2 separate regions of the Mus musculus genome follow, and region 1 is linked to region 2. A link is a loop called in an ENCODE intact Hi-C map of the cell type or tissue named here. Cell type or tissue: heart. All regions are shown on one strand.

The links. Peaks named below come from ENCODE experiments on the same cell type or tissue, not always from the same donor. Only the 100,000 strongest peaks of a DNase experiment are listed, where the experiment ranks them.
Region 1: it touches region 2 in a loop (5-fold over the local background); 5 of 42 quality-filtered maps call a loop at or near these places.

Annotation. Positions count from the first base shown.
Region 1 is chr1:186,014,606-186,019,605 of GRCm38, reverse strand. No RefSeq gene overlaps it. Among named protein-coding and RNA genes, the nearest start is that of Lyplal1, 100 kb to the left of the region's middle. In heart, no CTCF peak of the experiment used is centred here; no DNase peak of the experiment used is centred here; H3K27ac peaks cover 879 bases.
Region 2 is chr1:186,719,521-186,724,520 of GRCm38, reverse strand. It overlaps Rrp15 (ribosomal RNA processing 15 homolog (S. cerevisiae)), which reads left to right. Exons shown (of 5, transcript NM_026041.2): 5 at 2,975-3,435. The coding sequence ends at 3,118. Among named protein-coding and RNA genes, the nearest start is that of Tgfb2, 16 kb to the right of the region's middle. In heart, CTCF peaks have their summits at 2,356 and 4,602 (motif pointing right); a DNase peak (open chromatin) is centred at 2,380.

The DNA.
Region 1 (5,000 bases), 700 kb after region 2:
GTAACTGATTATGACTGCGCCACCAGCATGTACAGAAACAAATGGCTTAGGAATGCTGATACAGAAGACATTAAGAATGGAATTAATATTGGGTGAAACAGTCTGTATTTCAAATATGGCGCCTAGGTTAATGACTTCAGGTCTAGAGAAAACGACGCCCCTGGAAAAGATGTTGGTTGCCTATTTTGTGTTATTGGAAGCGCATCTCTTCTGCCCTGTCCCTAAAGTCTTTTCAAGTTTCTAAGTGTTGCAAGCCAATCATAGAACTGTGAGTTTGGTGCACTGACTCCTGAAGGATGGACAGCCAAGCTATTTTCTCATTCTGTGGCTCGGGCGATCACTGAAATGGAGAATTTATGAGAACAGATTGATCAAGGGTCAGGCCAGGAAGGATGAGTCTTGAGTCATTTGACAGAATGGATGAGACCTTGAACTTCATCGCTCACCTATGTCTGTCTTGACCCCCATGAGTCAGACTCTGGAAAGCTAGGCACTTCCCATCCATGTCTGAAGAAGAACACCTACCTTTAACAGAATTGTTAAGTCCTTAGACCACAGTGTTTGCTCCTGACATCTCTTAATGGTCAAAATCCTTACAGATTTTTTTAAAAACGCAAAAATGTCCCCGGTTTTTGTTCCGTTCTTTTCACAGGTGCCCATTATTCCAGAATTGGCATTTACATCATGTCAATTTCTGTTCTCAAGTGAAAATAGCCTGTGCCATTATGACCCTGGCACCCAAAAAGCGGCAGCATCATACTCCTCCAGTACTTTTGTCTGATAGCTATAAGAAACTCCCTCTTTTGATAAGAAAGACTTACAGACATGTCTTTCTCTTGGCATTATTCCTGAGGTTGAAGCACTTCATTATTGTCTCTCAAGACCCACCTTTGCATCATTTTTTATTCCAATCTTTTGTGATGCTTTTCCCCTTGGCACAATACCTAACACACAGAATTGAAGTTAAGCCTCCTCACCAGCCTGCTGCCTGGCAATGAGATTGATGAAAACTAGTAGCAAGTATATTTGGAGGAAAGAGTTCTTGGAAGCAGTGCTTAGGGGAAAAACATCTACTGTGCAGAGGAGGAAATGGACAGCAATGTGTATATATCAGCAGGTCTAAACCTGTGGGTTGTGACTTTTTGAAGAGCCTTAGATCAGATATCCTGAATATAAGATATAATATACTACATTTCACAACAGCAGCAAAATTACAGTTACCAAGTAGGAACAGAATAATTTTATGCTTGGGGTCACCACCACATGAGGAGTAAAGGGTCACAGCAGTAGGAAGGTTGAGAACTGCTGATATATACAGAGCCTTCTTCTTGGGAGTTTTGGAGCTTGGAGGACCTTTTCCTGGTTCCAAACCCTCATCTCAAGCCTAAATGAAGGAGCTCATTTTTTTTTTTCGTGACAATCTATAGAAATATCTGCACTAGCTCTCTACTCATGGGAAAGCCAGGCTTTCCATAGCCCTTCTCAGCTCTGGGCAGAAAACTATGACACCTGTTACCTACCCTGAGAGCCTGCACTGGCCATCCCTGAGAACCTGCACTGCCCATCCATGACAGCCTGCACTGGCCATCCCTGAGAGTCTGCACTGGCATCCCTGAGAGCCTGCACTGGCATCCCTGTGAGTGAGCCTGCACTGGCCATCCCTGTGAGTGAGTCTGCACTGGCCATCCCTGAGAGCCTACACTGGCTTCCCTGAGAGCCTGCACTAGTCATTCCTATGAGCCTGCACTACCCACCCTCGTGAGCCTGCACTACCTATCCCTGAGAGCCTGCACTTCCTATCCCTGAGAGACTGCACTGCCCATCCCTGTGAGCCTGCACTGCTCATTTGTGAGAGCCTGCACTGGCATCCCTGTGGGCCTGCACTGCCCATCCCTGTGAGTGAGCCTGCACTGCCCATCCCTGTGAGTGAGACTGCACTGGCATCCCTGAGAGCCTGCACTGGCATCCCTGAGAGCCTACACTGGCATCCCAGAGAGCCTGCACTAGCATCCCTGTGAGTGAGCCTGCACTGCCTATCCCTGTGAGCCTGCACTGGCAAACCAGTGAGTGAGCCTGCACTGGCATCCCTGTGAGTGAGACTGCACTGGCCATCCCTGTGAGTGAGCCTGCACTGGGCATACCTGAGAGCCTGCACTGCTCATCCCTGAGAGCCTGCACTGCCCATCCCTGAGAGCCTGCACTGCTCATCCCTGAGAGACTGCACTGCCCATCCCTGAGAGCCTACACTTGCATCCCTGAGAGCCTGCACTGGCATCCCTGAAAGCCTGCACTGCCCATCCCTGTGAGCCTGCACTGGCCATTCCTGAGAGCTTCCAGGGTCTGTGATACTCAATAAGCTTGCCTCTTCTGTGGAGCTTAGTTTACAAGAATAGAAGAAACATAGAACACTAAAGGCATGTCACGATGCCATGCTAACTTTACACTTCGGAGACACTAGCATGCCCACTTCCTTCTACTTCTCTTCAGTGTCTTAGTTCAAAGCCAAAGACTGCCAGAGCCACTGCTGTTATTCTGTTCCTTCCCCCAGTTATCTCACAAGCTGTACCTGCCCCTGCCCCTGTCATTGTTCCACAGATCATTATACATATATTACACACCAAGGCGTATACAATATAACACAGAACTCTTACTGTGTCATGCTAAATGTCTTTGCAGTGTCATCTCCCCCCCCCCAAGCCTTTTTTATATCACCCAACCTCCCAGCTCTCGGCCAGTGCCCATCTTTCCCACGGAAGGACTGCTGTGCTACACATTCCCAGCAACATTTGGTAGACAGTGATTTCCTTTACAGTGTTTTCTCTTTCTTCAGTTCTCTTGCCCTTCATCTTCCCAGTTGGCATTAATACAATATAAAATACAGTATGATGATAAACTAGTTCACACAGTAAGGATTTTCTGAATTTCAAAGTAGTTTCTATGCCCATGGGGTATCACAAAAATGCGCCCCACATTCTAGAATTGTGTGAGCAAATGATCTGGATGAAATAATAACTTTTAAGACTCCAGGAGTTCATTCAGGTTTCTGGGTCAGGTCCCAGCTCTTATTCTTATTCCTAGAGGCTAAGCATCTCAGTGGATGGTTAAAATCTCCATGCTAAGGTAGTCGGGAAGAGAGTTGTCATGAGTGGGGTACAGGGAAAGGAAGGTGAAGCACTCTTAGCACAATGGTTTGTTTGCCCGGGCTCTTACTCAAGCAGACACTTGGGACCTTGGAGACACCTGCAGAGGGAGTTAGCCATTACCCAAGCATATATGTGAAAGGGACAGAGTCTTGAAATGAAAACATCAGTGTGAAGACAGGTAGCTTGGGGGTGAGGGGGAGGAGAGACACTAACCAAACACTCTTTTTCTATGAGTCACCTTTAAAGGTCTTTCTTAAATTTTTTTTTATTTTAGAAAACGTATGATTTAAAAGGCTCAAACAGCCTAGGGAAGTAAATCCATGCATATTTCCAACATGAGTTAATATTTACTAAGACATCATAGGTTACAACAAATGAAACGTTTTGGCTCTCTCCCTGAAACTTTCTGGCCAACCATGTTAGTGGCTGTTCCTACAGATAGTTTGTAACTGTTTCCTCGCCCCTCTCAAGCAACTGAAGTACAAGTCAGAAGGACTCAGGAATGTGGTTCATAAGCCAGCGTCTTTGGAAAATGTATTTGAGGTTGAGGAGTGGACAGGCGGTGTGAACGGACAGACCCTAGTCATGGCCACTAATAGTTTGGAAATGTGAGTTAGATTTCTCCTTGTTTGAAGCTGAATTCCTTCTTATGAACCTAGGTGCCCTCAGAGAAATGCTTTATAATCCAAAGAAATGTTTACTTTGGATTCCGTTTCTCTTGTACTTTTCACTTGTGACCTTAGGAGTGAGCTCGCGACTGGAAGAAAATCTGTCTTCTGTCTCTACTATTAAATAATTACCTACGCACTGAAAAACCCACACAAGACTCACAGTGGCCTTGTCCCAAGGAGATGCTTTGTGGAATGGTTGAAATTATATTTATGATGTTTGCAAACTTTAGCTCAACTGCTGAGATAGTTCAATGCAGTAACTAGCATGCTTCCAGTATTCAACTTTGCTCTGTAGCATGCTGCAATCACTGAGTGTGATCCAGCATGTGTTTCTGAGGGGAGAAGTAGTGGGCCATTTTTTGATACTATGATTGTATTTGGCAGGCATCTCAGACAGAAACCCTGTCTCAGCCTCTTAGGACTACAATTTCATCGTGAAGTGTGAGAAGGTCTCCTGAATGGAGAAATAGCACACAGTCACGAAGAGCCTAGCTTGCAAATGGCTGTTGTGGCTTTTCATTGGCATTGATTGGACTGTTTGAAGACTTTAGTTTCCATCATCAATGGAATCTAGTGATTTTCACTAATGGATTTATGAAAGCGACTTCAATATGTCAGGATGGCATTTCTGAAATCCTCAGGAAGGAATGGAGAAGGTAGAAGGAACTCGTATTGCTCATGGTCATTATAGTAAACTTTTACCTGGTGCTAACAAAATGCAGAGCCAAATAATGCACATAGGATCATGACAAATGCCTCTAACCACTCAATGAATGCCATTTTAGAGTTGGGGACACTGAGGCTTGGAGAGGTAAACATAACAAACAGATGGGGGCAGGGCTACATAAAGAAGATATGAAGATTTAAATTCAACCCTGCCACTAAAATAGCCAAATCATTCCATTATGTACCCTGCTCATGAATGTGTCATGCGTTTGAACAACAGGACCACAGCAAATGGAACAACCAAGCCATTTAGCTACAAAGGGAATAAAAACATATTGATGTATGAACTATCTCCCTTCTGTATATTCTTCCTTCCTGTCTCCCCCCACTAATTCTCAAGGGAAACAAATGAGGGGGCATCATTTCAAAAATCCCAAACATCCTTCTACATCTTCATGCTCTAGGTATCCACAAGGCGTTTCAGAAGAGAGGATTTCAAAGATGCTTAAGGTGCTGCAGC
Region 2 (5,000 bases):
AGTAGATCGACTTGCAGAAGAACAGTGTAATCTGCTTAGTTTAGGACTTCTGTGGAAGTTAGGTCTAAGGGATGTAGCTTAGCCTGCAGAGTACTTGACCAGCATGCACAAATGCCTGGGGCTTAGCCTCAGCACGGTGTGAACCATGTGTGCTGCTGCAGTTCGTGCCTGTAACCCACAGGCAGTGGTAGAAGCAGGAAGATAGATCAGAAGGTCTGGCCCAGTCTTGTTTCACAGTTAAGTTTGAAGCCGGCATGGAATACAGGAGACAATTGTACACCATTTTCTGTGTATTTTAGCGTTAGTTCTGCTGGGTTGTTGATGGGAGGTAACAGGTAGTAGAGCAGCGTGTGTAAGAGATGTGGATTTTGGCCTGTGCTTCAGGGCTGACTTGCTCATGAATGCTTGAACAAAGGCTTCATGTCCTGAGCCCTCGTTCCCTTTCGTCATATGGAGTGATATTCCCACCTGGCAGGCACTCAGAGAGTCAGAAATGTGGTGCTGCAGAGGGTCTAGCCAGCACACACCGACTCAGTAATACAGCAAAGACAGCCACAACAGGCAGGCAGGGTCATCATGATAAAATGTAAGTAATAGGACCAGCAGGGCTCCTTGACAGATGCTCTTGAGAAACTTAGAGGGAATCTGGGACTGTAAATGACAGTGTAGCCATCTGGTTTTGTTTGTCTCTTGTTTTGCTGTCCTGCCTTGTAAGGTCTCTTTGCACTCATGTAGTCTTGGAAGTCACATTTCACCCCAGACTCACTTATTTTAGTACAAAGCTAGGGTTTGGTGCTCTTTGCCACTGAGCAGCGTATAAGCCAGGGTCTCCACACTTTCCTATATTCCTACTGAGGTATTCTTTATAGAAGCCTCCATTCTCTGCGGGGATCCATCGCCCCTCAGGGTGTCCCTGTGACCATTCTGCTATTTAAATGCATTGCTGTGCCATCCGAGGTTGCTCCCATATTAGCTAGCACCCGAGTGTCCTGGTTCTTGTACCGTGTCTCCATTCACTCTTACTGGTTGTGTCAGTGCTGGCAGGAAGGTTGTGGCTTGGTGATGGGATCTTCTGCCTGCTTGTGCCCTGTGAAGTCACTGCTGTACTGCATTCCATAGGCCTGGCATGAGGTTGTTCTGGAACTTTCCTTCACGCTGAGCCTGGAGACTTTCTTCTCCCTTGGCTGTCTCTTCTGCACTGCAGTTAAGGAGCCTCCTGAACGGGTTCTACTTCACACTGTCTTCTATTGTCTGTCTGTTTTCCTGTGTGATTGTCTCAGTTTTACCTTCTCACCTGCCTCCCTTCTCCTCAGCTTCACTCCAGGTTGGCCATCCTTGATGTCTAATGGGTGCTTTAAAACCAAAGTGAACCTGAATTCCAGGCTGAGAGTTCCTTGCCTAGTCCATTAGGCCAAACCTGCTGTATTTTATTTAAACAAGAATTTTAGCTATTCAAATTACAGACTATGAAGTATGCTTAAACTGTCATAATTTCGAAAGCCCTCAGACTATCTGGAGTACCAATCTATTTATTGTTCCTGATTCTCAAAGACTGAGCAATCTTGTTTCACTGCCTTTTATAATTCTAAATTGTATTGTTGATAAATTTAAAACCCAAACCAAAAAAAACTGAATTGAAACCAGGTCATGATGGCTCATTTTTATAATCCCAGCACTCAGGAGGCTAAGGCAGAATTGCTGCGCGTTGAAGTCCAGCTTGGGCAACATACAGTAATGAGTCGTAGTCTAACATGGTTTGCAGTATGAGACCCTATTTCAAATTACTACTTTAATCAAAAGCTTTGAGCAGTTAAGTTGGCCAGCCTGCTGTAATTGTTGGTCCTGAGTGCCAGCAAGAGCATGGGGTTGAGTCAGAAAACCTGGAATAGCTGTGGAGCTTCCGCTCCAGAGAGTCCAGCAGTCAGTGGGGAACAGGGCCCGGCCACTCACCTGACAAGCATTCCACTGTCGTGGTCTCACACCACACGAGTGTTTCTAGTCCCCAGTGCTGGTTCCACTGCAGCCGGTGTCGATACGTGAACTACTAAGTCAGCTCCCAGTCTATGCAGTTGTCTGCCTCCCTGGCTCCCGGCTGTTCTGGGTGCAAGCTGTGATTTAGTTTTTTATCCCACAAAGGCAGAAGCGGTCCATTTTTCCTCTTAATACATAAATAGGTTCCTAAAAAATAAACAAGCTGTAGCACAGTTATGTAATTAGCTTGTGAAACCTTGCGGACATTTTGGTGTCTTTTTAAAAAATGCTTGCTACATAGACACAGCCCCCAGATGGGATAGATTTGCAGACTACCTGTGGTTGTGAGAACAGGACTTGGTTTTGGTCACGTCAGTGTTGCAGTACACACGACTGCCACACGGTGGTGCTGTTGTTCCACAAAGGAAGGCGTGTGTCCTTAGCTCCAGGTCTTACCCCGTGGCTGCGTGGAATGACTTGTCTCCTGAGTTTGTTGCTTGCTTCAGTTACTTCTAACTCCTGGGCTTTATTAGTTCCCGACTCCGTGACTGTGTCAGGCAGTGAGACCTTGTATGTCCGCGCTGCTACAGACTCTGGAAGAGGCACTGTCTCAAGCAGCTGCACAGTGCCAGTTAGCTTCTCGCTTCAGTGCGCTTGGGGTTAAACTTTAGGCTCCATTAAAGTCACTGCCAAGGATTTTCTAATAAGGTACCACCAAAGGTTAATTAATGTTGTCCAAATATTTTTAAAAGTGATGCCAAATCTGTATTTTCCCCAACTCTAAATTATTTTGCTTTTATGTTTCATTGGTAGAATTGAAATTTTTTCTTTACTCTGTATTTGTATATACATGAGCACAGAATATAAAATCAATTTTATATTATTTTGGTTTTATCTCATTTCAAAGTACATATTGAAAAGTTTGTTTTGAAGTATATAATTTTTAAATTTTCTTTATGGTTAAATTGATTTGTGAATGTTTTGGTTCTGTGATTTTTCTTAGACTGAAGTGAAATCAGAAGAGAGCCCAGGGTGGAAGATTCTGCGAGATGATTTCATGATGGGAGCCAGCATGAAGGACTGGGACAAGGAGAGCGAGGGCGAGGAGCCTGCTGGTGGCAGGGCAGAGGCCGCAGCCAGCCGTTGAGCGGCAGACGGGAGCATCCAGCTCCGCTGCAAATGACCCGACGGTTGGGAGCCTGCGCATGGCCATCTGCCAAATGCTAGGACTTCCTGAGAACCTGTGCTCTAGGGTTCCTCAGGTGCAGACTGTATTAAAGCTGTATTTTTAATTCTTACAGAAATTTAACCTGTTTTTCTAAAATATTTGTACAGAGAAATATTTTTTTTCTTGAGCAGTAAACTGCAATTTTCTAGGATCCTTTGCTGTGGACACATGCCCATCATCCATCAGGGTTTCTAAAGTGCGGTCCCATTTATAATTAAAGTGAATTTGATATGAAATCTCTGCTTCCCTGCTCAGATCCATAGATCTGTCTGTCACGGAGGGTGGGTGATTGGTGCCGTTGGTTTGTGTGGCTAAGCCTTTAAGAAAAAGGTACATAAAATTTCAAATTGTTATCTTTTCTATTTTAGTTCTAGAAAACCAGTGAAGCTGTGTGATTTCCTCCACTATTTCTGTGAAACTTGGCTCCAGTTACCAAGTCTGTAAGGGAAGTAGGTATTGAGCGTGACGCGCTCTCATGAGAAGGACCCGTCTCTCTCCATCTTTCCATGAAGGGAGCCCTGCGACCACCCATGGCACACACTTGGATCTGCTCTACACTGAGGCCCAACCCTGCCCCTGGGTTGGAGCAGGAGGTTTATGTTTTCAGGCCAAATCAAGGGCTATAAATGTTCCATGACTACGGGGCCCCTGTCAGAGTGAAGCTCGTAGCATGGTGCTGAATGCTTATTATAGGAAAGCCGTAAGGTGCGTGTGTGTCTGTGTCTTCATCTCACTCGGGAACGTAAGTGCCATATTAAATTGTGTGGCTGGTGGTTTTGTCATTTTAATCTAAATAACTGTGAGCAAGCTTTCTCGGTAGTGATCCAGGGATGCTAAGTAATGGGACATTGCTGAGCGGAGGTTAATGCAGCACACAGCGTCTTTGCAGCTTCTGAAGCCCGCGTGGATAACAAAAGGGCATGCACAGCTGCCTGTGATGAACAGGTTGTCCTGGAAGCAGAGCTGACTTCTCTAGCCCTTCAGTTAACTTCAGGAAGTTGAGCCCAGTTTTCAAAGCATACACAAGGAAGAGAATGTTCACAAATTTCTTCTTTCAGAAGGGATTTTATTCCATCATAGAATCAAGTTGCCCCTGGACCACAGTGCCACTTGTAAGAGAGCTCATGACGTAACTTTGTCATGTGAACATGTCTTATAGGTTTTAGAGTCCCTGTGCCTTGGTTGTAAAATACTGAAACAGAACCTGTATGTGCGAGGGGGATGCTGAGGAGCACGTCTGTCTAACTCTTGAGTCGGACTTGTGAGATACCAGGGTAGTCTTGGAAATCTCCATCATCCAGCTTCAGCTTCGCAAACAGGTGTGCACCGCCACAGCCAGCTACTGAGTGTGCGGGAGATGGGTGTAGTAAATGGCCTACCTCTGTGTATGCACCGTGGCCATTCAGTACCTGTGGAGGCCAGAAGAGGGCGTCAGTTGCCCGATAGAGAATCAGAGAATCTGTGAGCCTCCATGTGGGTGCTAGAAATGGAATCTGAGCTCTGGAAGAACAGCCAGTGCTCTTAACTGTTGAGCCATCCTTCCAGCCCCACGGCTGTTGTTTTTAAACATTTGTTTATTTTTGTTTGTATTTGTATTTCTCTCTTAAATATGTGGGCATGAATGTATTGTTCTTGAAAGCCAAAGGAGTGAGATCTCAGGGCCAGAGTTACAGGTAGTTGTGAGACAGTGTGTGTGTGTGTGTGTGTGTGTGTGTGTGTGTGTGTGTGTGTGTACCAGAGGTAAATAGAGATGTCTTCCTCAGTTGCTTTCCAGCCTACCTAGCTGGTTGCAGTTGAACAT